Regions from separate parts of the Homo sapiens genome. Here all the other regions are linked to region 2. The links are chromatin contacts, found by Hi-C or POLR2A ChIA-PET in ENCODE. All regions are on one chromosome and are shown on one strand. The core of a region is the stretch at or near the end of the contact, and the rest is flanking DNA. Distances in the headings are between cores, read along the strand shown.

Region 1 (4,794 bases), core at 1,567-4,066, 230 kb before region 2:
ATGGTCTTGATCTCTTGATGTCGTGATCTGGCTGCTTTAGCCTACTAAAGTGCTGGGATTACAGGTGTGAGCCATCGTGCCCAGCCAAAAACTGTACTCTTGAAGCTGTAACTCCCTAATTTCCTGCAGGCCCTTGGTAAAATGTTATCTACCTCCTCTTTCTGAATTTTGCATATTCTAGATGCCTCCTATTAAGTTGATATGTAGTATCTGACTTACGTAGGGTAGTATTTTTATCACTCTAAACTTTAACATTAGTTGTTATGCAAATGGAAGGTGTATGTCTTTAAACTGCTGTGTGTTATCTCTGTGTGACGTGTATTTTGTCTTCTAGGCAGAAAAAAACAGAGCTGCAGCAATGGCAAACAATTTACAAAAGGGAAGTGCTGGACCTATGAGGCTTTATGTGGGCTCATTACACTTCAACATAACTGAAGATATGCTTCGTGGGATCTTTGAGCCTTTTGGAAGAGTAAGTCCAGGTTCTTCAATGAATCTTCAGTAGGTTGTTGATCTGAGTATAACTACATAATTTCTGTATGTCTTGCTTTGTTATCTTTCTGTGAGTTAATATTAAGAGGATAAGGGCTGGTTTTATAAAAATTTCTGTGACAACATAGATTAAAATAGGTCACTTGATAGATTCTTAAAAGAATGTTACTGTTATTCATAATGCCATGTGAAATGCATAATGGGTATTAGAGTTAATAAAAAGTCCACATTGGCTGGGCATGGTGGCTCATGCCTGTAATCCCAGCTACTTGGGGTGCTGAGGCAGGAGGATGACATTAGCCCAGGATTTCAAGGTTGCAGTGAGCCATGATTATGCCACTTCACTCCACCTTGGGTAACAGTGTGATCCTGTGTCAAAAGAAGGAAAATTGTTAAATCATACGAAGACTATTATTTTTTAGTAGGATTTTTTTTAAAAGATTGTTTTTAAAAGAAAGTTGAATATCTTAAGATTCTTTTCTGTTGGCCGGGTGCGGTGGCTCACACCTGTAACCCCAGCATTTTGGGAGGGAGGCCGAGGTGGGCAGATTATGAGATCAAGACCATCCTGGCCAACATGGTAAAACCACGTCTCTGTTAAAAATACAAAAATTAGCTGGGCGTGTTGGTGCGTCTCTGTGTTCCCAGCTACTCGGGAGGCCGAGGCAGCAGAATTTCTCCCTTGAATATAGGAGGCAGAGGTTGCAGTGAGCTGGGATGGCACCACTGCACTCCAGCCTGGCCTGGCGAGACCCTTACCTTTAAAAAGACATTACTCTGTCTCCCTGGTTATGTGCTCAGTTCCAGGCCTTGGTAGCCTGATTAGATTTGCCCTTTTTCTGTCTGTTGAAATCTTCAGTGGGTGAATGCCCCTCTGGCAAGGCTGTTCTGCCTAACAGTATGTGACCCACTTCTGATCCACTCTGGTACTTTCTCCATTGACTTTTTGAGACAGAGTCTTATTCTGCTGCCCAGGCTGGAGTGCAGTGGCACAATCTCGCCTCGCTGCAAACTCCTCCTCTCTGTGTTCAAGCGATTCTCTTGCTTTAGCCTTCCGAGTAGTTGGGTTTACAGGTGCCTGCCATCATGCTCGACTAATTTTTTTTTTTTTTTTTAGAGACAGGGCTTTACCATGTTGGCCAAGTTGGTCTCATACTCCTGACCTCAGGTGATCTGCTTCGGCCTCCTAAAGTGCTGGGATTACAGGTGTGAGCCACTGGACCTGGCCTCCATTGACTTTTCTATCAGTAACATGGATCTTAGGTGGAGGTTGACATGCCATTATGTGCTATATGGAGAAATGAAGTTCAGAGCAGTTGGGGCCACATGAGCTGTTACATGGCAAAGTGAGGAACCAACTTGATCTGCTTCACAGGCGCCACGAGGCCTTGTGTCTGGCATTGTGGTCTTGAGCTCAATTCAGAGCAGCTTGGCTTTTGTTCTAGAGGACTTTGTGCTATCTACCTAAACCAAGAGTGTCCAACTAGTTCTGTGTTGAGGAGAGAAAGTTGCCAAGACTGTCCTGTCACTGTGAGGAATGAACCTTTTCCACTCAATAATTTTAGCAAAAGGCATAAATTTAAAAGGAGCTAGATAGAACAAATAAAATTTAACTTTTAAAAATATATTCACTGGCCAGGTGCAGTGGCTCACACCTGTAATCCCATCTCTTTGTTTGGGAGGCCGAGGCAAGTGGATCGCTTGAGGTCAGGAGTTTGAGACCAGCTTGGCCAACGTGGTAAAACCTTGTCTCTACTAAAAATAGAAAAATTAGGTGGGTGTGGTGGCGCATCCCTCTAATCCCAGCTACTTAAGAGGCTGAGGCAGGAGAGTCACTTGAACCCGGGTGGCAGAGATTGCAGTGAGCCGAGATCACGCCTGGATAACAGAGCCAGAGTGTCTCCGAAAGAAAAGAAAAAGAATAATCATGGATATTTGAGAAATCTGTGTACCATATAAAAATTAACATCAGGAAACAGTTGATATTTAAATTATTTTTATTACTCTAGAGTCTGATTTGTCAAACTATTTCTTAAATTTTGAGATGGGAGTTTCACTCCTTGCGCCTAGGCTGGAGTGCAGTGGTGCAGTCTCGGCTCACTGCAACCTCCGCCTCCCAGGTTCAATTGATTCTCCTGCCTCAGCCTCCTGAGTAGCTGGGATTACAGGCTCTGACCACAACGCCCAGCTAATTTTTGGTGTGTTGGTCAGGTTGGTCTCGAACTCTTGACCTCAGGTGATCTACCCGCCTCGGTGTCCCAAAGTGTTGTCATTACAGGCGTGAGCCACTGCGCCCAGACCCATTTTAGGTTTTCAGTGCCATATGGTCTTGTTGCAAGTACTCAACTCTCTTCCAAACAGCTGTAAGCTATTAAGAAATTGAGTATGGGCCAGGCACAGTGGCTCATGCCTGTGATCCCTGCACTTTTGGGGGCCGAGTCGGGTGGATCACTTGAGGTGAGGAGTTCGAGACCAGTCTGGCCAGCATGGTGAAACCTCTTCTCTACTAAAAATATAAAAATTAGCCGGTCTTGGGTGGCATATGCCTGTAGTTCCAGCTTACTCTGGAGGCTCAGACAGGAGAAAGATTTATAAAACAAGTCAAGCTGGAGTTGGTTCATGGGGTATATGTAGTTTGCTTACCTTTGCCCCAGAACAATTAGTATGCATTAAGTGCCCAACTCCAGTAAACATAATGTAGCAGCTTTAATAAGAAGCCCTTTTTAAAGGTTTATTTTATTATTTTTTTTGGAGTCTGAGTCCTGCGCTGTCACCCAGGCTGGAGTGCGATAGCTCACTGCAACCTCTGCCTCCCAGGTTCAAGCAATTCTTCTACAGCTTCCCTAGCAGCTGGGATTATAGGTGCATGCCGCCATGCCTGGCTTTTTTTTTTTTTTTTTTTTTTTGAGATGGAGTATTGCTCTTGTTGCCCAGGCTGGAGTGCAATGGCATGATCTCAGCTCACCATAACCCCCATCTCCCAGGTTCAAGCGATTCTCCTGCCTCAGCCTCCCAAGTAGCTGGGATTACAGGCATGCGGCACCACACCCTGCTAATTTTGTATTTTTAGTAGAGACAGGGTTTTTCTCCATGTTGGTCAGGCTGGTCTCAAACTCCTGACCTCTGGTGATTCGCCCTCCTCGGCCTCCCAAAGTGGTGGGATTACAGGCATGAGTCACGGAGCCCAACCTACTTTTTTGTGTTTTAGTAGAGACAGGGTTTCACCGTGGTGCCCAGGCTGGTCTCGAACTCCTGAGCTCAGATAGTCTGCCCATGTCAGCTCACACCTACAGGTGGGAGCCACCGAGCCCAGCCTAAATGTTTATATTGTTTACTTTTTGCTAGCTAATGCTCCTAGAATATCTTATCCCTATCATAGTCCCACTTCATCCACGACTACTCCTTTTCTAGAGGCAGCCCTTACCCGTTTTTTTTTTGTTTTGTTTTGTTTTTTATATCCTTCCATAGACTTTCTGTGGCTTAGCAAATACTAGCAAATAAACTTTGTTTCTTTTTTAAAATTTTGGTAAAATATACTTAACATTAAAAGTTCGTTCCTTGGGCTGGGCGCAGTGGCTCATGCCTGTAATCCCAGCACTTTGGGAGGCCGAGGCGGGTGGATCACGAGGTCAGGAGATCAAGACCATCCTGGCAAACTCGGTGAAACCCCGTCTATACTAAAAATACAAAAAATTTAGCTGGGCGTGGTGGTGGGTGCCTGTAGTCCCAGCTACTTGGGAGGCTGAGGCAGGAGAATGGTGTGAACCCGGGAGGCAGAGCTCGCAGTGAGCCAAGATCACACCACTGCACTCCAGCCTGCGCCACAGAGCGAGACTCCGTCTCAAAAAAAAAAAAAGTTCCTTTCTTGTTTGAGACAGAGTCTCCCTCTGTGACTGAGGCTGGAGTGCAACAGCATGATGCAAGCTCACTGTGTAGCGTCCACCTCCTTAACATGCGATCCTCCTGCCTCCCAAAGTGCTCGGATTACAGACCTGAGCCAACCCACCTGGCTGGATGCTCTGTTTTAATTTTTCATACCTTTTTTTAAATGGACAGCTAAATCAGGAGATTGTGTTACAGTTCACTGATTGAACGTAAACTCAATGGTTTTTAGTTAGTACAATTCACAGAATTGTGCAGTTATTGCCAAATTCATTGTATATTGCCAAATTCATTCCATTTTTACGATTCTGTCTGGTATAATTGGAAATTACTGCTTGGTGTTTTTAGCACAATGGGAAGGAAACGTTGATTTTGTTTCTACCTTCTATTGGTAATTTACGAAGGATTTCTGGTTTTCAG
Region 2 (4,259 bases), core at 313-2,812:
TTCCTCTGCCTAAAGTGTTCTTCACATGGCAGGCATTTTTTTTTTCAAATGGCTTGAGATATAACTCATATACCATACAATTCACTCATTTAACGTATACTGTGTAGTGGGTTTTAGGATATTCACAGAGTTGTGCAACTATCATCGCAATCAATCTTAGAACATTTCCATCAATCCCAAAATAAACCCCGTGCCCATTCACAGTCAATCCCCATTCCCCACCCCATTCCCCACCATAAATCTGTTTTCTGCCTCTATAGAGTTGCCTATTCTTGGTGTTTCATATAAATGGAAGCATATCATATAAAATATATGGCTCTTCCACTTAACCTGATGTTTTCAAGGTTCACCTATGTTGTATCACGGAGCTGGTTTCTTTCTAACCTTCAAGTCTCAGCTCAGATGTTACTTTCTCAGTGAGGCCTTCCCTGACCACTAAGTGCAAAGTGAACCTCCTTTGACTCACTCTCAGTTGTATCATTCTATTTCCTTTACAGCACTTATCACAAACTGTAATAATCTCATTTACTTTGTGTCTGCTCATTTGTCATCCATTTCTGCCACAGGAATGTAAGTTCCTTGAGAGCAGGGGCAATGTCTGTTATGCTGACTGCTGTGCCACACCTTTTTTTTTTTTTTTTTTTTTTTGAGACTCGCTCTATCACCAAGGCTGGAATGCAGTGGCGTGACCTCGGCTCACTGCAACCTCCGCCTCCTGGGCTCAAGCTATTCTCCTGCTTCAGCCTCCCAAGCAGCTGGGATTACAGGCAAATGCCACCACACACAGCTAATTTTTGTATTTTTGTAGAGATGAGGTTTCACCATGTTGGCCAGGCTAGTCTCGAACTCCTGACCTCAACTGATCTGTCCGCCTCAGCCTCCCAATGTGCTGGGATTACAGGGGCCTGCCACCATGCCCGGCTAATTTTTGTATTTTTAGTAGAGATGGGTTTCACCATGTTGCTCAGGTTGGTCTTTAACTCCTGACCTTAGGTGATCCACCCACCTTGGCCTGCCAAAGTGCTGGGATTACAGGCGTGATCTACCCTGCCCAGCCTGTGCCATACCTTTATGTACTTGTCATATGTCAGCACCTAGCACAGGGCCTGGCACATAAGAAGTGCCCAAGAACCCTTCATGGTCGAATGGGTAAATGAGTGCCCCTTTCTCCCCTACTCCCGAGACCACCCTCCATACCTGCTCCTTTAATTTCTGGACTTTCATGTCCTGCCTCAGTCGTTCCAGTTGTTGGCTGGCATCTGCTAGCTCCTTCTGCGTCTGCAGCAGTGTCTCCAGGAGGGATACTCTCTCCTTCTCTGTTTCCAGCTGCATCTGTGGAGGGGTAGGGGGGTAACAGCTTGTGGGCTCAGGATTACCATGCTCACCAACGAGGCCACAAGCACATCCCAGCTGCCCTAGGGCTCTCCTAGCAAATGGGAAGGGGCTGAGGGCAAAGGAAGGTCTGAGCCCATGGGTTCAGAACAAGGAAGTGCAAAGATTACCACTGGTTTGCAAGCTGACAGGATGTGGTACATGTCAGCCCTCCCTCAGGAAGTATGACATACTGCCGGAACTGTGGCTAATGGTGCGGACCACCCTGCTCACTGTTAGCAAAGTGGGTAGCTACCCTCTCTTCTGGAAGCCCCTCTGCAGCACTCCTCTTGGGAGTAGAAAAGGAAGTGGTCAAGGTAAGGAGATCGCTGACTGGACGTGCAGCTCCAATCCTCCTAGCTTCCCACCTGGCATAGGGCACTCTCTGCCTGGGTCCGTTCTTCTTCCCTCTGGGCCTGGATGGCCTCCATTTCTGTCTGCTGCTCCTTTAGCCTCATTTCCAGCTCCATTTTTTCCCTTTCTAAGCTCTCCAGAGCCTTTGCCAGCTCCTGCTGGTGCCAGGAGCGCTCCTTCTCCTGGCCACATGAAGGAAACACCATTAGAACCAAATGGGTGAGGAGGGGAGGCAGGGGTACTGGATTGGAAAAACAAAGTCTCTCTACTACTCACTAGTGGGGTGACCTTGGTACCTCTCTAAGCCTGTTGCCTCATCTGTAAAGCAAGGCTAATATTCCCTGCCTTATCTATCTTACCAAATTTCATGACAACCAAATGAGATTCATTTTAAAAAATAAAATTATATAATACATGTGGAAGTACCTTCCAAACTGCAATTGTCCCTTATATATGCTACAAGTATCTGGGTTTTAAAATGTATTTCTATTTTTAATTTTTTTTTGGAGACGGAGTCTTGCCCTGTCACCCAGGCTGGACTGCAGTGGCACGATCTCCGCTCACTGCAACCTCCACCTTTCAGGTTCAAGTGATTCTCCTGTCTCAGCCTCCCTAGCAGCTGGGACTACAGGTGCCCCCCACCATGCCCAGCTAATTTTTGTATTTTTAGTAGAGATGGGGTTTCAACATGTTGGCCAGGCTGGTCATGAACTCCTGACCTCAAGTGATCTGCCTGCCTCGGCCTCCCAAAGTGCTGGGATTATAGGCATGAGCCACTGTGCCTAGCCTAGGCATTCTTATTTTTAGAGATGGGGTCTCACTATGTTGCCCAGGCTGGACTCGAACTCCTGGGCGCAAGTGGTCCTCCTGCCTCAGCCTCCTGAGTAGCTAAGAACACAGGGGCATGACACCACACACAGCTCCGTATTTGTTATCTTTAAAGCAGCCACATTGTGGTTGACAGTTGTAACAATGAACTGAGGCGGCCAATTCTGGCTGTCTGCTGCCTGCTCTCCTCTACTCAGAGTTGCAGAGTTAGCCCCTGAAGAATCAGGCCTGGCCCAGTGAGGATGTCTCCCTGTATTATATAAGAGCATTAGGATAGGGGTGCTTCTTGTCTTAGCGGTCTTCCAGCAACCAAAGCTTTCCCAAGCTCTCTGACTAGTTCAGGACCCTCTATTAGGTGTACAGGATAGAGGTGAAGGGCTCTGGAGTTGGGCTGCCTGGGTGGAGAATCTTTAATCTACCACTACTAGCATGATCTCAATTTCTAAACAACTCTGTGCCTCAGTTTCTTCATCTATTAAAATGGGGATAACAACAGTGTCATTCTCCTCAGGTTGTATTGAGGATGGAGATAAGTCATGTGAATCACTTTAAATGTGCGTAGCACACAGAAAGCGGGCAATACACAACAGCCAGCATCATCATCACATTAGTATTCCCTGCACTTTTCCTTTAAAATGCTTGTAAGTTTGTCGTTGCTTATTCATGTAATGGGAACGCCTCTAGTGTTTCAGCCTTCCCAGTGTCATCCTGTGCAGCTTTCCCCCTCATTCACTACACCCTGGCTACACACACTTGCCTCCTTGCAGGTCCTTGAGCACACTAAGCACTTTTTTTTTTTTTTTGAGACAGAGTCTCACTCTATCGCCCAGGCTGGAGTGCAGTGGGGTGATCTCGGCTCACTGCAACCTCTGCCTCCCAAGTTCAAGTGATTCTCCCGCCTCAGCCTCCCAAGTAGCTGGGATTACAGGCGCCCGCCACCACTCCCAGCTATTTTTTTTGTATTTTTAGTAGAGACATGGTTTCACCACGTTGGCCAGGCTGGTTTTGAACTCCTAACCTCAAGTGATCTGCCCGCTTAGGCCTCCCAAAGTGCTAGGATTACAGGTGTGAGCCACTGCACCCAGCCAACATGTTCATGCCTTAGAGCCTTTACTCATGCTTCCTTCTACCTGGAAAGCCCTTCTCCCCCCTACTCCATCATTCCTCACGCCTAAACTAACACTTCCTTGGTGAAGCCTTCCCAGACCATACAATTGACAGTGGTCTGGCTGGACGTGGTAGTTCACATATATTATCCCAACATTTTGCGAGGCCGAGGTAGGATGATCACTTGAGCCCAAGAGTTTGAGACCAGCCTAGGCAACATGGTGAAACCCCTTATCTACAAAAAATGCAAAAATTAGTCAGGTGTGGTGGTTCACTCCTGTGGTCCCAGCTACTTGGGAGGCTGAGGTAGGAGGATCACTTGAGCCCAGGAGGGCCTTGAGGGTGAGGCTGCCGTTAAGCCCTGATCACGCCACTGCACTCCAGCCTGGGCAACAGAGCAAGACCCTGTCTCAAAAGAAATAATAATAATAAAAAGAAAAAAAAGAGGTCTTCCTTTGTTCTTCCTTATAAAACCCGGCAATGTGTAATGTCAGTTACAGGACAGTCATGAATGACAAATCATTTTACCCTCTGGTTCAAAAAGCCAAAGACAGCGGGTATAGCTCAGTGGCAGAGTATGTGACTGCAAAAAGCCAAAG
Region 3 (4,240 bases), core at 279-2,778, 190 kb after region 2:
TCCTGCTGAACATCCTGTTCCCCTACTTAGGGAGAGGCTGGGCCCAGAGTTGGGTAAGAGTGAAGACAAGGTAGCTGGCTCCCTTCCCCCAAGGACCAGTTGCCTTGCCTTGGTCCTTGGACCAAGCAAGAAGGCACAGTCCATGCCCACCTCCATTCCTGGGAGAAACATACATTCACAATATTCCCAGCCCGTGCCCTGTGGACAGCAGGGGGAGCATTGCTGCTATGGACAGCAGGGGGAGCATTGCTGCTACTGTTTCTCTTCTCAGCCTCTCAAGTGTTGCCTGGGCCAGGCGCAGTACGGAGTACTGCCTGAGTCCCAGCTCTGCATCACCTAACTGGTGGCTTGGCCCCTCTGGACCCCCTGTTCTCCCTCTGTATGTAATAAAATGAAGGGATTGGGCCAGATACCCTTGTAAGACCCCTTCCACCTCTACTGTGTGACTGCCCCATTTTCCTCTTGTGCGTGGAGGGCCCTTCTGAGCTGATTCCATGGTTGCTAGCATGTTCATAGTATCCCCACCGTCTGTGTCCTGGCTCTGTGGATCCCTCAGGAGACCACTGCTGTGCTGTATGTTCCAGGGGATCCTTTCAGATGATCATGGGCTGGCCGCTGCCCTCTGGAGAACCTTCTTCAACCGGAAATGTGAAGACCCTCGACATCTTGAATTGCTGGTAGAGTATGTGAGGAAACAGGTGAGTGACCCTTTCCCTCCCCTCCCAAGTCCTGGCAACAGTGGGTCCTCCTCTTGGGCTTTCAGGGGATCATGAGAGGTGGAGTTACCAAGGACCAGCCTGAGAGAATTCTGACCAGATCACATCAGCACTAGACGCTGAAGAAGGAGCGCCTTCTGTATGTCCAACCATGAACTGGGCCAGGGAGCGGGAAATGGGAAGAGAGAGAGAAAGAGGCATCGAGTAGTCTCCTGCCCTCAGGAACTTTGAGTCATTCATTCACTGTGCACCTCATTGCCTACTGTGCGCCCAGTGCTATGCTAGCAGCTGGGCCCACAGAGTCCTGGCAGATATGAGCACGTGGTGTAGTAGCAGCTGCCCACTGTGGACCCCTTCTCTACCCACTTGGATTTGTTTCCTGCTCCTGACTTCCAGCAAAACTGGGCAGCAGGCAGCATTTCACAGACAGCCTCTTCCTGCTAGATGCTCTCCACAGTCAAGTAGAGTCCCCCCACTTCAGTTTCTCACCCCTCTGGCTCCCCAGGGCTCCCCGACATCAAAGCTTCTACGAGAAAGCTCCGCAGTGGGGGCTGCTTACCCACATAGCTGTCCTCAAGCCCCGGGGAATTAATTCCTTGACCTCCCTGCCCTCAGATCCTGTATTGATGGGAAACTCATACTTGATAGATGAGTGAGCTGACTGGCAGCGAAGAGGACATAGAGGCTCTTCCAGGGCCTCCCAGTGAGTCAGCCTGCACAGCTGCCCTAGGGCCCCAAGCTGTGTGATTCATGTGACCACTGAGGCCTCAGCTGCCTCAGACAGCTCAGGCTGTGCCATGAGTCACACCTTTGCTTCATGGCCTGGCCCCTGGAGCTGAAGGGGTGTCACGCCACAGTTACTCTCTTGTTCACTTGTATTCATGGTCTTCAACAACCAGGAAAGGCAAGGCTGGACTTCAGCTCTTGAGAAGACAGGGCCCATAGGACTAGCTTGTTAACTGCTGGAAAAACCACATACTGGGGCTCTGCAGACCCACAGGGTAGAGAATCCCAGGAGCCAGGACTTCTGTTTGACCACTCTTCAAATCTGCTAGAGCCAGGGAGAGGGCACGGCATGGCCAGAGGGCCCCACTCACAGAGAATTCTGATACTCTGTTGACTGGACTCACCCTCAGACGGGAGTAGCAATTCGCAAAGCAAATGCTGTGTTTTCTGAGAGACCTGCCCAACATTTCCATCTGCCATGGTGGGCTTGTGCCAGAAGCCCCAACAAGACACACTGGGACTTCTCCGAGGGCCCTCTAGGAAGGGGCTGCCACAACCATTGTCCCTACAAGAGGTCCCATGTGGCCCCAGTGAGAGGCAGTGGAAAAACCGTGAAGGGGTTCTTGGGAAAGCAGGGAGCTTTGGTGGGGACCCAGTTCTATCAGCAAACCTTTTGAGCACCTGCTGCTCCATGTACTCTTGGGAAAGCAACGATTAATAAGACCCAGTCCTGCCCTCGAGGAGCCAGCTCATGGTTTGGTGAGGAAGCCCAGGCACACGGCTAACCCTGGAGTAAGCCAGCCTGTTATGTGATACAGGGAGGGCAGAGTGCTGAAGGCCGGGAAAGGAAGAGCAGGAGCTGGGCCTTGAGCAGACTGTTTGGTGTGGCCGATGGCCCAAGAGCCAACCAGAGGTTCTGTTGAGATTTTCAACCCAGGAGGTGGGCAGAGGGGTGGCACTGGGGGCAGAAATGGAGTCACTGTAAGGGAGGAGTGGGCTTTAGGGAAGAGATGGCAGGGCAGGTGGGAATCCAGAGCCAAGACACGTGCGAGAGGCTGGGGTTGAGTTCAAGCGTCAGCAGCTGGAAGCGGAAGCAACCAGAGTGGTGGATTCTTGGAAGGGGGAATGACCTAAAGCCTAAGATGAAGTCTCCTGGCCCTGCAGCAGTGGCTTCTCTGGATGATGACCATTTTAATGGCAGAGCTGTCTGCCCCTACTGTCCTAGAGAGGTGATACTGGGGCCCACTGACCAGGGGCCCACTAGAGGACAACAGAGGCATACATATGTTTAAAGCGTGAGTGCCTAGCACTGCATATATGCATATTGTTGAATCTCTTCATGTGTCCTGTGAGGTACCTGTTTCTATCCCCTCTCTCAAGACAAGGGAACTTAAATCTCAGAGAGGGGAAGCTGCCACCCTGGGTAGCAGCACTGGGAAGGGACAGAATCAGGACTCTCACCCAGCAGTGCTGGGGTGGACAGCATGGCTGTGTGCGCTGCAAGCCCTGACTTCCTGGCCTGCAGGAGCTGTCTAGGGAGGGCGTGTAGGGGAGACGTGTCCTTGGGAGGTGTGTGTCTGTCTCCATTCAGAGGTGTGATAGGGAATTCCCTAACTGCCCCCGCCACCCAGCTCCCCAGTGACTGCTTTCTCTGAACCACCTTAGTGAAATTATCTAGGAGATCAGAGACGGCTTGGCCTGGGACGGCTTGGTCTGGGACCTGGGATGGTCAGAAGCCCCCCTCATGCCCCGTCCCCTTCCTTCCTCTCCTCTGGGAGGCTGGTTCCTGACGCTGGCTCCTCACCTCTGCCCTGCCTCTGTCGCTTCCTCCTTCCCCCTCCCCTGGTTGCAGATACAGTACCTGGACTCCATGAACGGGGAGGATCTGCTTCTGACAGGGGAGGTGAGCTGGCGCCCTCTAGTGGAGAAGAATCCTCAGAGCATCCTGAAGCCCCATTCTCCGACTTACAACGACGAGGGACTTTGATGGGCTGGGCCCTCCGCACGGCCCGCCAGCTGGCTTCGAGGAACCTCCAGGAGAGAAGTGCCTGTTGGTCCAGGACCCTGCAGAAAGTGGCCTGAACTGACCTCTGAACAGCATCTGTCAAATACCTGGCCCCATTTGTGTTGAGTTTCCTCTTAGTGTGCCCAGGAGTCTGATCTGCTGGGGTACAGGGCTGGGAGAACCCCTAGCTCTCCCGGGGTGTCCTCTCCCTTAGGGGAAGCCCCGAGTGAGAGTCCCCCAGCACACACTCCCCAACCCCCTCCAGCAACTACATGTGACTGATAGCTTTTCCCAAAGGCCAAGGAAGGGATGGTGTAGGTTCAAAAGGGAAACCCCCCAGGGCCTGCTGTGGCCTAGGAGCAGATTGTAATGCTGCCGAGTCCGGTCGGTGACCACGCGTTGTCCCTCGGCTTTCAGCCATGGGGTTGAGTTGGCCATTAAAAGAAACAGAGACTTCTCTCTGCCATGGCCCTTCTTTATTCCAGGGACTTAGAAACTTGCCTGAGATGGTGGACGCAGTAATGAGGGCACCGCGCAGCTCAGTTAGAGACGGAGAAAGGGAAGAGGCTGGGATGGTCTCTGCTGCTCTTGCCTCTAGTTCATGGAGATGTGTCTCTGTTCAGGCCAAGATACAGCCAGCCAGGCCTGTCGTCTGGGACCCAGGAGGCCTCTGATGACCAAGGGCTTTCACATCCTAAGTCATTTGGAAGGAGGCCTTGAGAACAAAGTCACCTTTGTCACTCCCAGTGAACTGAATGAGGAACATGCTGTCTCCTGTCTTGGCCTCCCCTTT

Evidence for each region. A loop is a pair of places that touch in the nucleus more often than their neighbours do. ChIA-PET counts read pairs that join two places held with the same protein, here RNA polymerase II (POLR2A). Pooled maps may share reads with other maps.
Region 1: POLR2A ChIA-PET joins it to region 2 with 16 read pairs in H1. The contact joins the enhancer-like site here to the promoter of CEP250-AS1 in region 2. POLR2A ChIA-PET finds 5 or more read pairs at or near these places in 9 of 52 experiments (BJ, H1, Panc1 and 6 more).
Region 3: a loop to region 2 is called in a pooled map, with 6 times the contacts of the local background. The contact joins the enhancer-like site here to the promoter of CEP250-AS1 in region 2. A Hi-C loop is called at or near these places in 5 of 50 pooled maps. POLR2A ChIA-PET finds 5 or more read pairs at or near these places in 2 of 52 experiments (activated naive CD4-positive, alpha-beta T cell and naive thymus-derived CD4-positive, alpha-beta T cell).

The regions. Positions count from the first base shown.
Region 1 is chr20:35,717,418-35,722,211 of GRCh38, reverse strand. RBM39 (RNA binding motif protein 39) reads left to right here. Exons shown (of 17, transcript NM_184234.3): 9 at 335-472. Among named protein-coding and RNA genes, the nearest start is that of ROMO1, 20 kb to the right of the region's middle. Within about 2 kb of position 2,816, at least 2 of the 41 ENCODE cell types and tissues checked have a DNase peak (open chromatin) inside an H3K27ac peak, as active enhancers do.
Region 2 is chr20:35,488,285-35,492,543 of GRCh38, reverse strand. CEP250-AS1 (CEP250 antisense RNA 1) reads left to right here and starts at 1,562. Exons shown (of 3, transcript NR_184017.1): 1 at 1,562-1,688. It overlaps CEP250 (centrosomal protein 250), which reads right to left. Exons shown (of 35, transcript NM_007186.6): 21 at 1,740-1,907; 22 at 1,198-1,332. RefSeq lists an enhancer at 1,604-1,763.
Region 3 is chr20:35,303,124-35,307,363 of GRCh38, reverse strand. It overlaps UQCC1 (ubiquinol-cytochrome c reductase complex assembly factor 1), which reads left to right. Exons shown (of 10, transcript NM_018244.5): 9 at 585-698; 10 at 3,295-4,240. The coding sequence ends at 3,429. Among named protein-coding and RNA genes, the nearest start is that of FAM83C, 13 kb to the right of the region's middle. RefSeq lists enhancers at 1,364-1,658, 751-1,950, 2,242-3,062. Within about 2 kb of position 1,528, at least 15 of the 41 ENCODE cell types and tissues checked have a DNase peak (open chromatin) inside an H3K27ac peak, as active enhancers do.